Linked DNA regions of Mus musculus: region 1 is linked to region 2. A link is a loop called in an ENCODE intact Hi-C map of the cell type or tissue named here. Cell type or tissue: left cerebral cortex. All regions are shown on one strand. Each heading gives the region's core, and the rest is flanking DNA. Links, peaks and the distances in the headings are about the cores only.

What was found. Hi-C counts contacts between places; a loop is a spot of excess contacts. Peaks named below come from ENCODE experiments on the same cell type or tissue, not always from the same donor. Only the 100,000 strongest peaks of a DNase experiment are listed, where the experiment ranks them.
Region 1: a loop joins it to region 2, with 2.0 times the contacts of the local background. A loop is called at or near these places in 2 of 42 quality-filtered maps.

Annotation. Positions count from the first base shown.
Region 1 is chr6:136,801,691-136,809,297 of GRCm38, reverse strand. It overlaps H4f16 (H4 histone 16), which reads left to right and starts at 4,867. Exons shown (of 1, transcript NM_175652.3): 1 at 4,867-5,305. The coding sequence starts at 4,919. The coding sequence ends at 5,230. H2aj (H2J.A histone) reads right to left here and starts at 1,050. Exons shown (of 1, transcript NM_177688.4): 1 at 1-1,050. The coding sequence starts at 958. The coding sequence ends at 569. In left cerebral cortex, for the core only: a CTCF peak has its summit at 3,908 (motif pointing right); DNase peaks (open chromatin) are centred at 4,840 and 5,124; H3K4me3 peaks cover 943 bases; H3K27ac peaks cover 1,320 bases.
Region 2 is chr6:136,528,859-136,536,465 of GRCm38, reverse strand. The region is part of intron 1 of Atf7ip (activating transcription factor 7 interacting protein); the gene reads right to left. Among named protein-coding and RNA genes, the nearest start is that of Atf7ip, 14 kb to the right of the region's middle. In left cerebral cortex, for the core only: no CTCF peak of the experiment used is centred there; DNase peaks (open chromatin) are centred at 3,788 and 4,381; H3K4me3 peaks cover 1,311 bases; H3K27ac peaks cover 1,616 bases.

The sequences.
Region 1 (7,607 bases), core at 2,804-5,303, 270 kb before region 2:
CATCCAGAGCGCAAACTTCGTGACTCACTTCCGTATTGCACAAGTTACTTCATTATAAAGAATATTGAACACAAGTGTGCAATGTGAAGATGGCTGGCATTCAGATCACGAATACGTAACATCTATTAGCTTAAATACTACCATAAATAACTAGCACCCACCAAGGATCCCAAGTTCCTGTCTTTTCCAAATGGCTAGGGTACATATAGCTCAACCTTCCTATGTATGACAAGCGAGGCAACTTCTTGTTCACAGCTCGCAACACCTTCCCTACCACTTTTCCCTAAGACTGGGGAGTTAGGCAAAGCCAATTCCAGAGTAGCCTCTGGGCACTAGGTCCGCTTCTCCTGCCCACGGTGATGCGACGGGGCTCTCCCAATCCACCCGCTGGGTTCCTCCGGCTCGCACATGGCCACACAGGTGGCCTGCGTCACGCTCAAAGTTGGAACTCGTCCCCACCCAACACCCCCTCGGTCCCGCGACTACACAGCTCTCTAGATTACTCGCTTTTCACCGACTTTATTGGCTGCGGACTGTGGCGGGCGGGCTCTGCACCCGTCTGTCGGGTTCACTTGCTCTTCACCTTCTGGCTCTCCGTCTTCTTGGGCAGCAGCACGGCCTGGATATTGGGCAGGACGCCGCCCTGCGCGATGGTCACACGGCCCAGCAGCTTGTTGAGCTCCTCGTCGTTGCGGATGGCCAGCTGCAGGTGACGAGGGATGATGCGCGTCTTCTTGTTGTCCCTCGCCGCGTTGCCCGCCAGCTCCAGGATCTCGGCCGTCAGGTACTCCAGCACCGCCGCCAGGTACACGGGCGCTCCCGCGCCCACGCGCTCCGCGTAGTTGCCCTTCCGCAGCAGCCGGTGAACGCGGCCCACGGGGAACTGCAGGCCCGCGCGCGACGAGCGCGACTTGGCCTTGGCGCGCACCTTACCGCCCTGCTTGCCTCGCCCGGACATGCTCGACCCCGCGCCTGGAACTCCAACACCGGCTCGCTCAGTTCCGGGACGACGCGCGCCACCCCGGAACTGCCTCGCCAAACTGCAGCCGCTGCCGCCCGTGACAGGCAGGTACCGTACCCAATCAGCTCGCGGAAGCAGAGCCCCCGCCCATCCAGATGTCTCCCAATCAAAAGCTCAAATTTCTAGTCCTAATTTACATAGTTCACAGGCATCCTCAAACTTGTTGGGATTGGCTGCCAGGATGTAGTTAACTGGGTGGTTCGAGTCTGCAATCCCAGCACTAGGGTAGCCGATACAAGATTGCCCGGAGCCTAAGGTCAGCTGTAGATATTCCAAGATCCATACCAGCCTAATAAGGAAGGAACGGAGGGAGGGCAGCGAAAACGGGGAGTTAAGCAAAGCCATACTTGGTTCAAATCAGTAATCCTAGCTTTTGGAGGGAGAAAGAGCTGAAGTAGGAGGATTACCAATACAAAGACAGCCTGGGCTACTTTGTGCGTTATAGACCAAGCTAGGAAGTGAGACCTTATCTCAAAAAATAAAAATGATGGTGTTGGCATTTCTTCTAGGCTCCGCCCCACAGTTACCTGGCAGCAGCCAGGTGTGCCTGACCCACTGTAAAAGAAGCTGCTTGCCCCCCCCCACACACACACCCACACTTTTCTCTTGCTTTCTTACTCTCTTAGCCCTCTGTCCCTTCTCTCCCATTCCCCTACCCCTCTCTCCACGTGTTCATGGCCGGCCTCCACCCGCACACCCCCTCGGCCTTTTCTCTCTCTCTCTCTCTCTCTCGCTCTCGCTCTCGCTCTCGCTCTCTCTCTCTCTCTCGCTCTCGCTACTACCCCCTCAACTCACCTCATGCCCTAAATAAACTACTATACCGTCCTGTGGCTGGTACCTCAGCATGGGCCGCACCCCCTCTACCCCCTACGTGCACAATAACGCTCCTCCACCAAACGTCCCCGGCTTTTTTTTTTTTTTTTTAAATAAAATACAACAGTAAGCAGACTATGGTGTTCAGTGCCTATAAACCCAGCTGATGCAGGAGTATGGAGAACTTGAATTGAGCCTGGCCTAAGAGAGAAACTACCTGGAAACAATCAAAAACCGGAAGCCCAGAGAAGAGCACCTCTGTTCCCTCATACCATACTCATGGAAATTAGTCTCCAGTATAGCCAGGGGCGACTTTCAAATCTGACTATCTGACTCCAGGGTCTGTGCTTGTGAGTGCCACAGCAATTCCGGCTCAGCCATAGCTCCTTGGCTGAATTCTGCCCTCCTAGAACGAGCTTTCGTCATCTGCTCCTTGACACACCCACCTGGAGAGCTAGCTGCAAAAGAAGCTTTGTAGGTTTTCTATTTGTTTTAGTTTTTGAGACTTTTCTTCCTGTAGCCCTGGCAGCCGTGGAACTCACTATAAAAACCAGGCTGGCCTTCAACTCAGAGATCTGCCTGCCTCCCTAATGCTGGGATTAAAGTTGTGTGCAGCCACCAGCCTGGGACAAAAGCTGGTTCTTTGGCCTGTCCTACCTATACCACATGAGGCTGGTCTTTGGACACTGTTGCTGCTCCTGGGGACAGTCCCTTCCTTCTCAGGGCCTCGAGGCCATAGTCACAGACTAGGCAGGAATGCAGTCCTTGTGGATAGCATGGATGAATCTGATAGGATATTAACATTACGTGGCTCTGGGGCTGTGTATGAGCCGGAGAAGAACCACTGGATTCCAGAGGGGAGGACCCTTCGCCTCTGCCTGCCTGCCTGCTGGAGGTTGTCACTTGGTGCTCCATCGAGACTTTAGATTACTCTTAGGCCAAGACACTGGAAACAGAATCCCTCAACTTGTTCTTATGATTCATATGATAGGCCCTTGACATTTGAAACAAACTAAAGTGTTTTTCTTCCACTGTTTCACTCCGGTACTTCAGTTTACTGCATTTCTGAAATTACACAACTAAGTAATGTCAAACGCTGATTAAATGTCATGTAGGTTTTTTTGTATCCATTTAATTAAAATATCATAAATTTACCCTCTCCTTAGTCTAATTGCGATTTTATTTAAATAAACTCCACAGAACCAAGTGAAGTGGGGCCTGTCTGTGATCTTAGTATAAAGGAGGCGTGGACAGGAGAGTCAAGATTGTCCATCGAAGATTGTCCATCGTTAGCTACAGAGAGAGTTCCCACCTAGCCTGAGCTACATAGGATCCTGTCCCAAGATACAAAATATTAAACACACACAGAGAAAAACCAACCCCATGTACTTCTATCTATGTACATCTTTATTTCCTAGCACAGTAATGAGCTAACCAGGAGCTGGGGTCCCCCATACACCTTTGGATCTGAACAATATACTCCACCATCAAGGAGGTATCCCGGAGCCAACTTCCTCAGAATCCTGGCTGTACCACCTAACAGCTGACTTTCATATACTATCTAATGCTCCTAAGCATTCGATAGGTTATATATTCTAAGTCAATGTGTATGGAAACCTCTGGTGCAGTTTTGGGGAAGAAAGCTCTAGAATATCTTCTGTAAACCATCTTAAATGTATGTTTATGGAAAGGTCTCTTTGCTTTCTTTTTGCTTTTCTCTCTTTTTTTTGTGTGTGTTGTTGTTGATTGTTTGTTTGTTTGTTGACACACAGTTTTACAAATTTGAATAAGTATTCTGGCAGCAGCTTTCATTTTGGTAAGAATTCTGAAGAGCAAGGGATTTAAAATCATGAGGTAAAATTCAATGATTAAGGCTTCTTCCCCCTCCAGCTATCCTAGAGCTCAATCTCTAAGAGACAGGGAGGGGACAAACAAATGAAATGCTGTTTGAGTTGTGGAACTAATGGGAATTGTAAAGTACTACAAACTAAACGCATTTATCCTGCTGCCTTTTTCTTTTTTTTTAAGATTTATTTATTTATTATATGTAAGTACACTGTAGCTATCTTCAGACACACCAGAAGAGGGCATCAGTTCTCATTACAGGTGGTTGTGAGCCACCATGTGGTTGCTGGAATTTGAACTCAGGACCTTCAGAAGAGCAGTCAGTGCTCTTCACCACTGAGCCATCTCTCCAGCCCAAAACCTGCTGTCTTTAAAAACGAAACAAACTTAAGGACAGTCCTGTTATTCGGAGTCATGCTTTTGACTTCTGGTACTTTACAAGCTATTTGAGTGGGGAGGAGGGGAAATGTATTTGAGTCTGTCTAGCCTAGGCTGGCCCCAGCTCTTGGCAATCCTGCCTCAGCCTCCGGAGAGCCTAAATTACAGATGTGAGTCACCAGGTCTCTTTTAAACGCAAGCAACAAGGACCTCGGATCTAAATGACAAGTTACAATAGTTCAGCTAAGTAACTATAGGAACAATTGGCTGAAAAGCGAATACCAATGTGTTTGCAATGCAGGAGCAGAAAATCCATACACTGCAGAAACAGTTGAAACCAAATAGGAAGTGGGAACTAGCATAATTTTCTTATCGTGGCCACAAAAGAAAGGCACTAAAACACTTCTATCCCCTCAAAAGACTCTCTCGTGAAAATGTAAACTGCTTCGGTATAAGACCTAGTAAGCTAGATTTCTATTGCTAGCTTCTTTTCATTTTCACATTAAAGTTGTGTAAAAACAAGCATGCTGCTTAGAAAATACCGAATCAGCGTGCACTGAAGATAACAAGCATGATGCGCCGTTTTTATTTGTGCTAAAAAAAAAAAAGAGGAGAAATAGATTGTTACCTTATATTATTTAAACTTTCAAATGTGCTAGGGTTCCTGGAATTTGGAGAGGGAACCGAAAGGGTTTTATGGTTCTTGGGAGACAGCAGAGCACAAAGAGCCAGGGGGTGGAGTCTAGAGCTCCGCCCACTCCTTGCTGTTTTCAATCAGGTCCGCTCCCAGGAAATATAAGCTCTTGCTCGGCGGCGGATTACTGTAGTTTCTCCTGTCTCTTTATTAGGTTGTTTACTAATATGTCAGGACGAGGAAAAGGCGGCAAGGGTCTGGGGAAAGGTGGCGCCAAGCGACACCGCAAGGTTCTCCGCGACAACATCCAGGGCATTACCAAGCCCGCTATCCGGCGGTTGGCTCGGCGTGGCGGCGTGAAGCGCATCTCGGGTCTCATCTACGAGGAGACTCGCGGTGTCCTCAAGGTTTTCCTTGAGAATGTGATCCGCGACGCCGTCACCTACACCGAGCACGCCAAGCGCAAGACGGTTACGGCTATGGACGTGGTGTACGCGCTCAAGCGCCAGGGCCGCACTCTGTACGGCTTCGGCGGCTAAGCGAGCCCTCCTGTGCCTAGGCCGTTCCCTTGGCCGGCTTCCCCCATCCACAAAGGCCCTTTTCAGGGCCCACAAAGCATCAGAAAGGAGCTGTGGACATTTGTAGTTCTCACTAGTTATGAGCGTCTCATTACTTTTTGTATTTGGTATGCTTTGTCTTGTATGCAAATTGAGCTGCCTGGGTGCACTTTTTCATTGGAGGACTTGGGCTGGTGGCCCCGCCTACCGCCTGGGACCTGCTCAGAATGCTTGCGGAGTGGTCTGCGTGAATGAGTTTTTTTAGGTGTCTGTTGAGTTGACAGCCCCAGAGTGCTAGGGTGCAGCCTCTGCGGACGCTCTAAAAAGGGGAAAAAAGCTCCTGTAGAGACAGTGGACCTGAATGAGGGCAGGTGTGGAGGCTTGGAACCCCACAATAAAGTCACCCTGTAGCTTAAACTTGGCTTTCTCAGCTGTAGCTGTTTCTCTGCCTTAAGCACGTGGGTTTGGGGGAAGAGGAGCACTCGGATGTCTACCATTTAGTTCAGGCTGGTATAAGTCTTTCGGTGGTCCTTCTGTTTCAGCTTCCACAGACCATATGTGTCTCATTTAAGTCTTCAGAGTAGGTTAGTCACAGCCCTTGCTGCTCCTTCAAAGTACTTGTATTCGATGCTCCATACCCAGATGGGTTTAACTCTGGATCCAGGAAGTCGCTTCCTTAGGCCCCTGGACTCAGGTCTGCTTACCGGCTTTCTGTACACATTACTCAAAACGGTAGTTTTGTTTTTCAGATCTCTAGGTTTTTACATCTGATGTTTACGGGTCTTCTCACTGGCTGAAGAAATAGGAGACTGTTCCTACAGTTCCTGGAGCAGGAACCTGGCATTTCATTAAGATATGGTTATCTCGTGTTCAATGCTTTCTGTGTGGCAGAAACTTGGTGCGGTCTTTCAGCAGATTTATTTTAAGTGTTGATAGTGAGTACAGCTGTGGATGAGACAACGAAGGCTAAAATTTTGGAGCCTAGATTTGAACTCTGCTCTGTGCGATTTTACACAACCTCGTTTTATGTGCCACTGGTGTTTTTGTTTGTTTGTTTGTTTTGTTTTGTTTTGTTTTTTGTTTTTGCGAGAGTCTTCTCTGCCCCTGTGGGCTGACACTTCACTTCTAGAGTCTGAGCATACATAACACTGATACCATTAGTCTAGTGAACTCATTTTCTTAAAGCAAGTGAAAAATGAGATGTTTATTTTTCTGTCTTGAGAAATATTTCAGTTACAGTTATATGGTTTTTATTTTCTTATAAAGTCACATGTTCTATCAAACTATGAAACACAAAATGTAATAATAATGATTATCACCCCTCTTTTAATCTGAGTTTTGATTATTTGAGATAATCAAACATCTATAACTATTACTAGCAAAAAGAAATGAAACAAAAAAATGAAACTTAAATATCATTTATTATTACACAAATAACAACAGCAACAAAAGTATTTGTGCATTCACTGTGGAAATCATTTCTCTCAAAAGGCTTAAATTAGAAACTGCCATGTCACCTGCCCGGATGGAAAGTTACTTAGTGGTAAGAAAAACAGAAATCTTACACTGACAAGATGATGGACGGGACAGAAATCACTATATTAAGCAAAATTGTGTGGGAAGCCGCCCTCACATTTGCCATTATAAGATGGCGCTGACAGCTGTGTTCTAAGTGGTAAACATAATCTGCACACGTGCAGGGGCAGTTTTCCCGCCATGTGTTCTGCCTTTCTCGTGATGACAACTGGGCCGATGGGCTGCAGCCAATCAGGGAGTAATACGTCCTAGGCGGAGGATAATTCTCCTTAAAAGGGACGGGGTTTTGCCATTCTTGTTCTTTCTCTTGCTTTCTTGTTCTTGTTCTTTTTCTTGCTCTTGTTCTTTTTCTTTCTCTTGCTTTCTTGTTCTTTTTCTCTCTCTTGCTTTCTTGTTCTTTCTCTTGCTTTCTTGTTCTTGTTCTTTTTCTTGCTCTTGCTTTTTCTCTCTCTTGTTCTTGCTTTTTCTCTCTCTTGTTCTTGCTTTTTCTCTCTCTTGTTCTTGCTTTTTCTCTCTCTTGTTCTTGCTTTTTCTCTCTCTTGTTCTTGCTTTTTCTCTCTCTTGTTCTTGCTTTTTCTCTCTCTTGTTCTTGCTTTTTCTCTCTCTTGTTCTTGCTTTTTCTCTCTCTTGCTTTCTTGTTCTTTTTCTTTCTCTCTCTTGCTCTCTTGCACTCTGGCTCCTGAAGATGTAAGCAATAAAGTTTTGCCGCAGAAGATTCCGGTTTGTTGCGTCTTTCCTGGCCGGTCGCGAACGCGTGTAAGAAAATTGGACTCTGAAAGATTAAAAAAACAAAAAGCAAAAGAAATGTGTTTTCTTCGATGTA
Region 2 (7,607 bases), core at 3,277-5,776:
AACAGGCTGACCAATGCCCCATCTAGCAGCTTTTAAGATGCAAGATATGTGGATCTAACTGACGTTAGATGTTAACTAGAAAAATGGGCCGTGGTTAAAGGACAGAAATCAGTGTAGCAGCTGTCAGTCTGTGGCCACTGAAAGGTCCTCATTTGCACCAGCACAGGGAACACTCGGCCTGCAGCCATCCATCACTCGGAGAAGCTTTATCTCCCTCTTTCCCTCTTTGTTTGTTTGTTTGTTTGTTTTTAAGTATATCTGAAAGACTCAGCCAGACTGCATACAGCTGAAGCATTTATTACAGCTACACTTCCAATCCTGTGATAGCAACATTCCATTCAGGATTGACTTACAAATATATACGTCAGCATGAATTATGTGAGAAACTCCCATTCCTGTCCTGTGACACTCTGATCTAGTCACATATGACAAGGGATGTGGAGGTGGGGAGAGAGAGAGAGAGAGAGAGAGAGAGAGAGAGAGAGAGAATAAACTAAAGAATCGGAAGATGCCGATCAGCTCAGACAGGAGATTTGTATTTAACTGCATTCTTCATCAATGAACTTTCCCCATCCCAACATTTCCTTTTGAGACGCTAATTTTTAAAAATAGCTTATGAGATAAGGTAAACAACAGGAAAGGAGAAAAAGAAGAACTGATAATATATGGCTTCAAGAATTCAGTTCCCAGAATATGGACCATGGCTTCAATTATCCAGCATAACATCTAACCTGTAATTCACAGAAATTTTGAAAATTTTTCCACCAAATGAAAAATAACCTGAGGTCTACTTTATGCTTATAAGCTGTAAAAATGGGAAACGGCAATGAAAAATTTAGCAATAATATTCTAAGGTAGCCAGAATAACTGATAGATAATCTTATAAAGTATGAGAGTAAATTACATACTGAGCAACAGAAGGCAGAAAAAGTGACTGCCAGCGTAAACTACTCGGGCACTTCAACCTTAGCAGTAGTTTTCTACCATATTAAAAACCAAATGGCTGTCTTATGGCATTTTATTCAAATACACATATTTTAAATAGTACACACTCCCCTCCCCCATCCTTATCCCAAGATCCTTACTGCTCAGACGTGAAAAGGAAAGTGACAGAGATGGGAGCCAGTCCCTGCTTCTGCCACACTGAGCACACGCTTACAGAAAGCAGGGCTCACTCTCATACTTATCACCTTGTTTCTGTTTGGGGGGCAAATGCACACGAGTAGATGATTTATATAAACTATCATTAAGATTATCAATAATTCATAATTTTACTTGAGTTTAAATTACAAAAAACATTATTTTATTTAAAAATATATAAGCAAGAGTAAGTATAAATTAAAGTTCATGACAAGGCAGCAATCTTAAACTATTAAGTAGCAGCTTTAATGTTCCAGTGTAGATCTTCAAGAAAAATCAAAAAAGGAATAAAAGTAGATGCATTTCAGGAAAACTCAAAACAGAATTCCATAATGCCTTAGAGGCTGAGCTCTGCAAAAAAGTCAACCAGGTCTGGATACTAATATAAAATTCTTAAGGTCATAAGTGATCTTATTTCAAAGTTTTGTTAAACACAATACTTTATTTATTAAATACAATTATTACAAGTAAATTAAATAAATTTATACTATGAAATAAGTACAAAATAAAACTTCATGTATAGCCTTTTAATATGTTGGGAGAGTAACTTTCTTCTCTTTCTGTCCCTCCTTCCTTCTCTCTCTTCCCTTCTCCTTCCTTGTCTCCCTCCCTCCTCCTCTTGCTCTTTTTTTGAGCCACGATCTCAGTGTGGCCTGCTATTGGTTGCCCCTGGCCTGCTAAGTAGGCGAGGCTTGCCTTAGGTTCCTGACCTCCAGTCTCTGCCTCCCATCCTTGGATCACAAGCTCAAGGTTCAAAGCTACACAGGCACATGTGATTACAAATTCAATTTGCAAAAATGTAATTTGCTATTTTAGAAGTTGCTTTAGAATCAGACGTGGTGGTACTTGCCTCTAATTCTGGTAGGCTGAAGCAGGAAGATTACAAGTTCAAGGCCAGCCCAGGCCACAGAACAAATGTTCCAAGGCCAGCTTATAGTATATGAGACACTGTTTTTTAAAGATAAAAATAAAAACAGAGGGGAGAAAATAAAAATCGAAAAGCGTAAAAGATTACAAAATAAAAAATAAAAGCTCCTCTATCAAAACATACATAACTAACTGTTCTCTACTGTATCAGTCAAGAATATATTTAAACTACTCTATTAACAAAGCAACAGAAGTATATGACAGCATTCAGAAAATAATTTAGTAACTACTATAACATAAGCACTGCTTAAGATAAAACTGTTCTACCTGAATTATGTGAGTGGAATGTCATTCCTGCTTTCGGGAGTGCGCAGCAGCACACGAACCTGTGATCCAAGTACTGGTGAGGCAGAGACTAGAGGTCAGGGGCCTCACATACTTAGCAATCTAGGCACAACCAACAGCAGGCCACACTGAGATCACAACTCGAAAAAGGAGAAAAGAAGGTGGGGGGGGGGAATGAGGGAGGGAGAAAGGAAGAGAAAGAAAAAATTATTCTCCCAATTTGCTAGGAAACCATGATATTGTAGTTTAGCAAACATTTCTGTTTTACAATGCTAAACACCTTTTTCAAATTTACAATTTGAGTATTAACAATTTTAAATATGTACAATAATGCTACTTACCTAAAACAATATTTATTCTAGGTACCAGATTGCATTAGATTGACCAAAAAATGTACAGGTCTATATGTGAAACTACTCTGAAATTTAAAATCTAAATCCAAATGCCAATTCGAACAAAAAGTAACCTAAGGAAAAGTACGACACTATATAAATGTGTGTGTTTGTGTGTGTGTGCATGTGTGTGTGTGCATGTGTGTATGTGTACACATATATTTACTATAATTAGTGAGCATGTGAGACAGCACTGAAGCATATAACAAAAAAACAATATTTTTTCTATGTTTTAATGTAGCAAATTACCATTCTTTTTATAAAACTACCATAAAAATCTCATTTTAAAAGTCAGAAAATCATAATCTTTCTAAACAAGGCTAATTAATGGCTTCTTAAAAAACTCTCAATATACAGTTTGAATTTCTACAAATATCTAATGAATTAATTATCAAATACACAAGGAGCATTAAATTCGGCATGGATCAGAAAAGCACCACTGTGGTGATCCAGTGTCCTGACAATGACAACAAACTGGTGAGGAATCACAGGAGGAATTTAACCTTTGACCTCACCATCCCAACACACGGTTTCTCTAACACAAGCTTACAGGTCTTAGTAAACATGCCAACTTTTTCACATGCGAGTTCTCCTTCCTATCCAAGCTTGGTCATGTTCTAATGTTTTCTAATTGTAATGCTTAAAGATCAAAGCTTCCTGGCTCTTACCTCTGATCCTGGTGCATGTGACAAGTCTCCTCACTGGCACACTTGCTGCCTATGCAGCTTCAGGGATTGGGTTAGCAGCCATTTTGAGACAGCTGCACAGTCTCAGTTGCACAAAAGTGTAATTAAGATGGCTGCACTGTGCACTGAAGAACTCACACAGTGAAAACTCAGCCATGGAGCAAAGCAAGCCCCTCCCACTTTGTCAGGCTGCAATAAACTGAACACAGATAGCTAATGCATATACTGCAACAAACAATGCAGCCACTTAGGACACAGAAAAGAAAAAAGAAGGCAGCAAGCCAGTTTTGCAACAAAATGCCTGGGAATCCGGACTTGCAATACAGAGTCTGGGCACATTCCGATCCCAAACAACTTGAAATCCAGGCCACGTATTAGCAGTAACAGAGATAGAGCCAAATCACGCAGAGTGCACACCAGGGAATTGCCTGAAAGCAAGCCTCCATTTCAGTCCAGAAAAGAGAGGAGAAAGCCAGTCCCTCGAACCCCACTCAAGAGCCCCTTTTTCTTTCTATTTACCTTTTCTATTTTACCTTTAATGGAACACGGCCATCACAAGAAGAGTGTCAAATCTGTCTAAATCCTATATTCATTTGATCACGTTGATTTTAATTTTAAAAAGCTAATTAAATTGTTTTGACAAAATCTAAGCTTCAAAAGTACTCAATCTAGCAGAATGGTTAGACTTTACAACCACATTTTTTAGTTGGAATGATACAGTCTTAAAAACTAAGGTGGTAACAAAGCATATTTTAATAAGTTCCCATAAAATTAAATATCTCTTTGTAGTCTGAATGTCCTGAGTACACTCCCAGGATACACAGAGCTACTAGTATAAAGTCAATGGTACTAGTATAAAGTCAATGAAGACCAGAGACTCCCAGGGAAGGGGAACCGGAGGACAAAGGGTGCAACCTAGTCCGGAAGTGGGGAGGTATAATCAAGCCACATCTGAGAACACCCCAGCAAACTTGGCAGAAGAAAGGCCCCAAGGCACACAAAGGGCCTGTTCTGCTTCTCAGGCTCCAGCAGCTCTGGAGCCAGGCTCCTCCATCCTTCCGCACACGGGTTCAAGCTCAGTGTTCTTGTGTTGTGCTATCTAAATGTGGGCACTTACTACGACTGTTTAAGGCATAAGAGAGGTGACAGACAGACTGGCCGCAAGAGATGATAATTCACGTGTTTCCTTATCTCATTCTATTTCTGTATACACTTGATATATTACATATACATTTTTTTAATTACTCAGTCTTAAAAGAGACATTATTCAAGTTTCCATGAGATGAACTGGACAATGTCTGTGAAAACTGTCTTAAAAGCTATATTAGAAAACAAAATAAAATAAAATAAAAATAAAAATAAAAGTTACAAAAAAAAAATTAGTCTGGGGGGGGGGGTCAAGCCTGGGCCTTGACCATACTACATGCTTCATATCACTGAAGTATGACACCAACCCTTGTTTTGTATTTTTTTGGGACAATCTCACTAACCAAAACCCTGAATCCACAGTACATTCAAGCTGCCCTCAAACTCGCAATCCTCCTGCATCTACCCCCCGAAGGTATTTGTGATACCTTACCTGGCCAAGCCACAGGAGCCTTAGAGCATTGTGGCTGAGGATGGTTTCGTTTATTCAATAAAATCAAGATGTTAGTAAACTACGACTGTTCTGAATAGATGTGCTCACAGTATAGCTAACCTGATAAACCTTGGGTACTATCTCAATTGTTACTGAGTCTAATGGCAGGCTTTACCACCAATCTGTGATATCCATAACAGGCTCAGAGACTAAATAACAGTCAAACTTCAATAAAAGCTGAAAAATAACCTAGCTGTACACTCATCCATACAGTTTTTAGCCAACCTGTTTAGATACTGGGTTTTCTCCTTCTAATAAAAACAAGAAAAGAGAATATCAGGCTGCTGTCGTGGCTTATACCTTTTGTTCCGTGTCCCAGAAAAACAACAGTCCAACTCAACAGATAAATTCTAGTCTAGGCTCGTCTGGATTCAACAGGTTTTGTTTGGTTGAGACAGTCTCACTCTTTAGACCTAGACTAGCCTAAAACATATAGCATTCTTCATGCATCTGCCTTCCAAAGTCCTGGGTTAACAAACATGGGCTAGAACACCCACCATTCAGAACTAACACTAATGGTCCTCTCCTTAACAGCCAACCCTCTTCTCCTCACTGTGTCCATCATCCAAACCTGAGGTAACTGCTCTCAAGATCTCTAGCTCTTATCTCCACTTCATTGACCACACTTCAACACTCTCTCTTCACATACCATGTAAAATCAGAAGATCAGAAACTGCACCTTAATTTGTCTTCCATTAGAATATCATTTTTCTATTCAATAGTATAAAATTATCTCAACTCACACAGTACTTTGAGATTCTCATTATTCTGCTTCTGACATAAAAACTCAGCAAACTGTGCATTTTGTGAACCTTCACTTACAATGTCTCTTTTTTTCCTAATTTTCTCCTATAAGACTACAGTTCAGAGTTCAATGTGGTAAAGAATGTGCTTTTATACAGCACATTCCCATTTTTAGTGTTTTGAGAAGGACTGTAGTGTCTACTGTTTGCATAGAATAATTGAGTTCTAAGACAGCTATAGAAATATTGTTTCAACTTTGTATTATTACTGTTCAATTGTCATTATCATCATCGTGTATGTACACGAATGCACATATTCACATATGCATATGCCCATATGAGCACATATATGAGCACATATGCATGCCCATGGCTTTTGCATGGATATTAGAGGACTACTTCCAGGAGTTCTCTCCTTCCAAAGTAGGTTTCAGGAACAGACCTAAGGTCAGGCTTGTGTAGCACTGTTTCTTAATTAAAATATAACAGATTTCATTATGACATTTTCACATAATAACTTAATTACTTGTTTTTAAATTCTATTAATATTTCTAAGTCTAACATGGCTTAACTTAATGTCACAAGAAATCTTTTAGGAAATTTTAGATGAGATTATTTACAAAGCCACATCATTTATTTGTAAAAATAAATGACTTGGAAAGAATTTTAATTGGGTAACTGGTTCCTCGACAATCTCACATTTCATCTCACAAGGAGAAAATAGCATGCTTTGTCACAGTCTTCTCATCTCATCACGACAGTGATGCAGACATGTCCCAACTACAACCTGCAGTCAGGATGGCTCTGCTCTAAGAATCTGGTCTAATGAATTTGTAAATGATAAAGTAATATCACAATCAAGAATCTAGATAGCCCTGAAAACAAGAGTTACAAACCAATTTTTATATCCAGAACTATAATCATTTGCAAGAGGGAAGAAATTCACTTGAGTCAGCTACTATAATTTTTATTTACCACATTAGTGGAATAACGTGTATAAATTATTGAAAACTTCTTTTGAAAAGGTATAAAAGGGCTCTAACATACACACTACATCTTCATGGCTTCACTAGCTTTTCTAGGTTATAATTCAAACAATGTAATGTAATTTTATTTCTTAGGTTACTGACCAAAATCCTAAACAAACTTTAAACACAACTTTCCACTTTCTCATGCCAACCCGCTTCCTTTTCTGGAGGCCCTGTCCCTCCCTCCCTCCCTCCCTGCAGCAATTACAGAAGGCAGAGCTGGGCCCACTTACTCCCTGGGACCTGAATCAAAGGGCATGCATCTCTGTCCTTGTCCTCGACTCCCTCAAGGCAGTCTCAGTAAAAACTTCTTTGAGGATATCCAACAACCTGGGTTTAGTCCCTGGGGCCCACACAGTGACTGGCAAGAATCAAGTCCCTCAATGTCCCCCACACCCATTAAATAAAACACATGATCCACTCCATAAAATAGAATAAGCTTGTAATTAAAAAAAAGAAGAAGAAAAGAAAACTAAGATACAAACTGAAGATACCTCATTTCATCCCCTTAATCCTATAAAAATTATAAACGAGAAGTTTTGGTTTTTGGTTTTTTGGTTTTGTTTTGTTTTGTTCGGTTTTGTTGTCCACGTTAGGCAAATTCTCTACCGCTGAGCTTTATTCCTAGGCAGTCAGGAGAGGTTTTTCCAAGGCGTAATTTCTTTTCTTTAAATGAAAGTAAGATAAAACAGCTAGAAAGATCTGGAAGGCCAAAAACGTATTTCAAGAAGCACTTGGCAACAAGTTAAAAAAAAAGAATGGTAGAG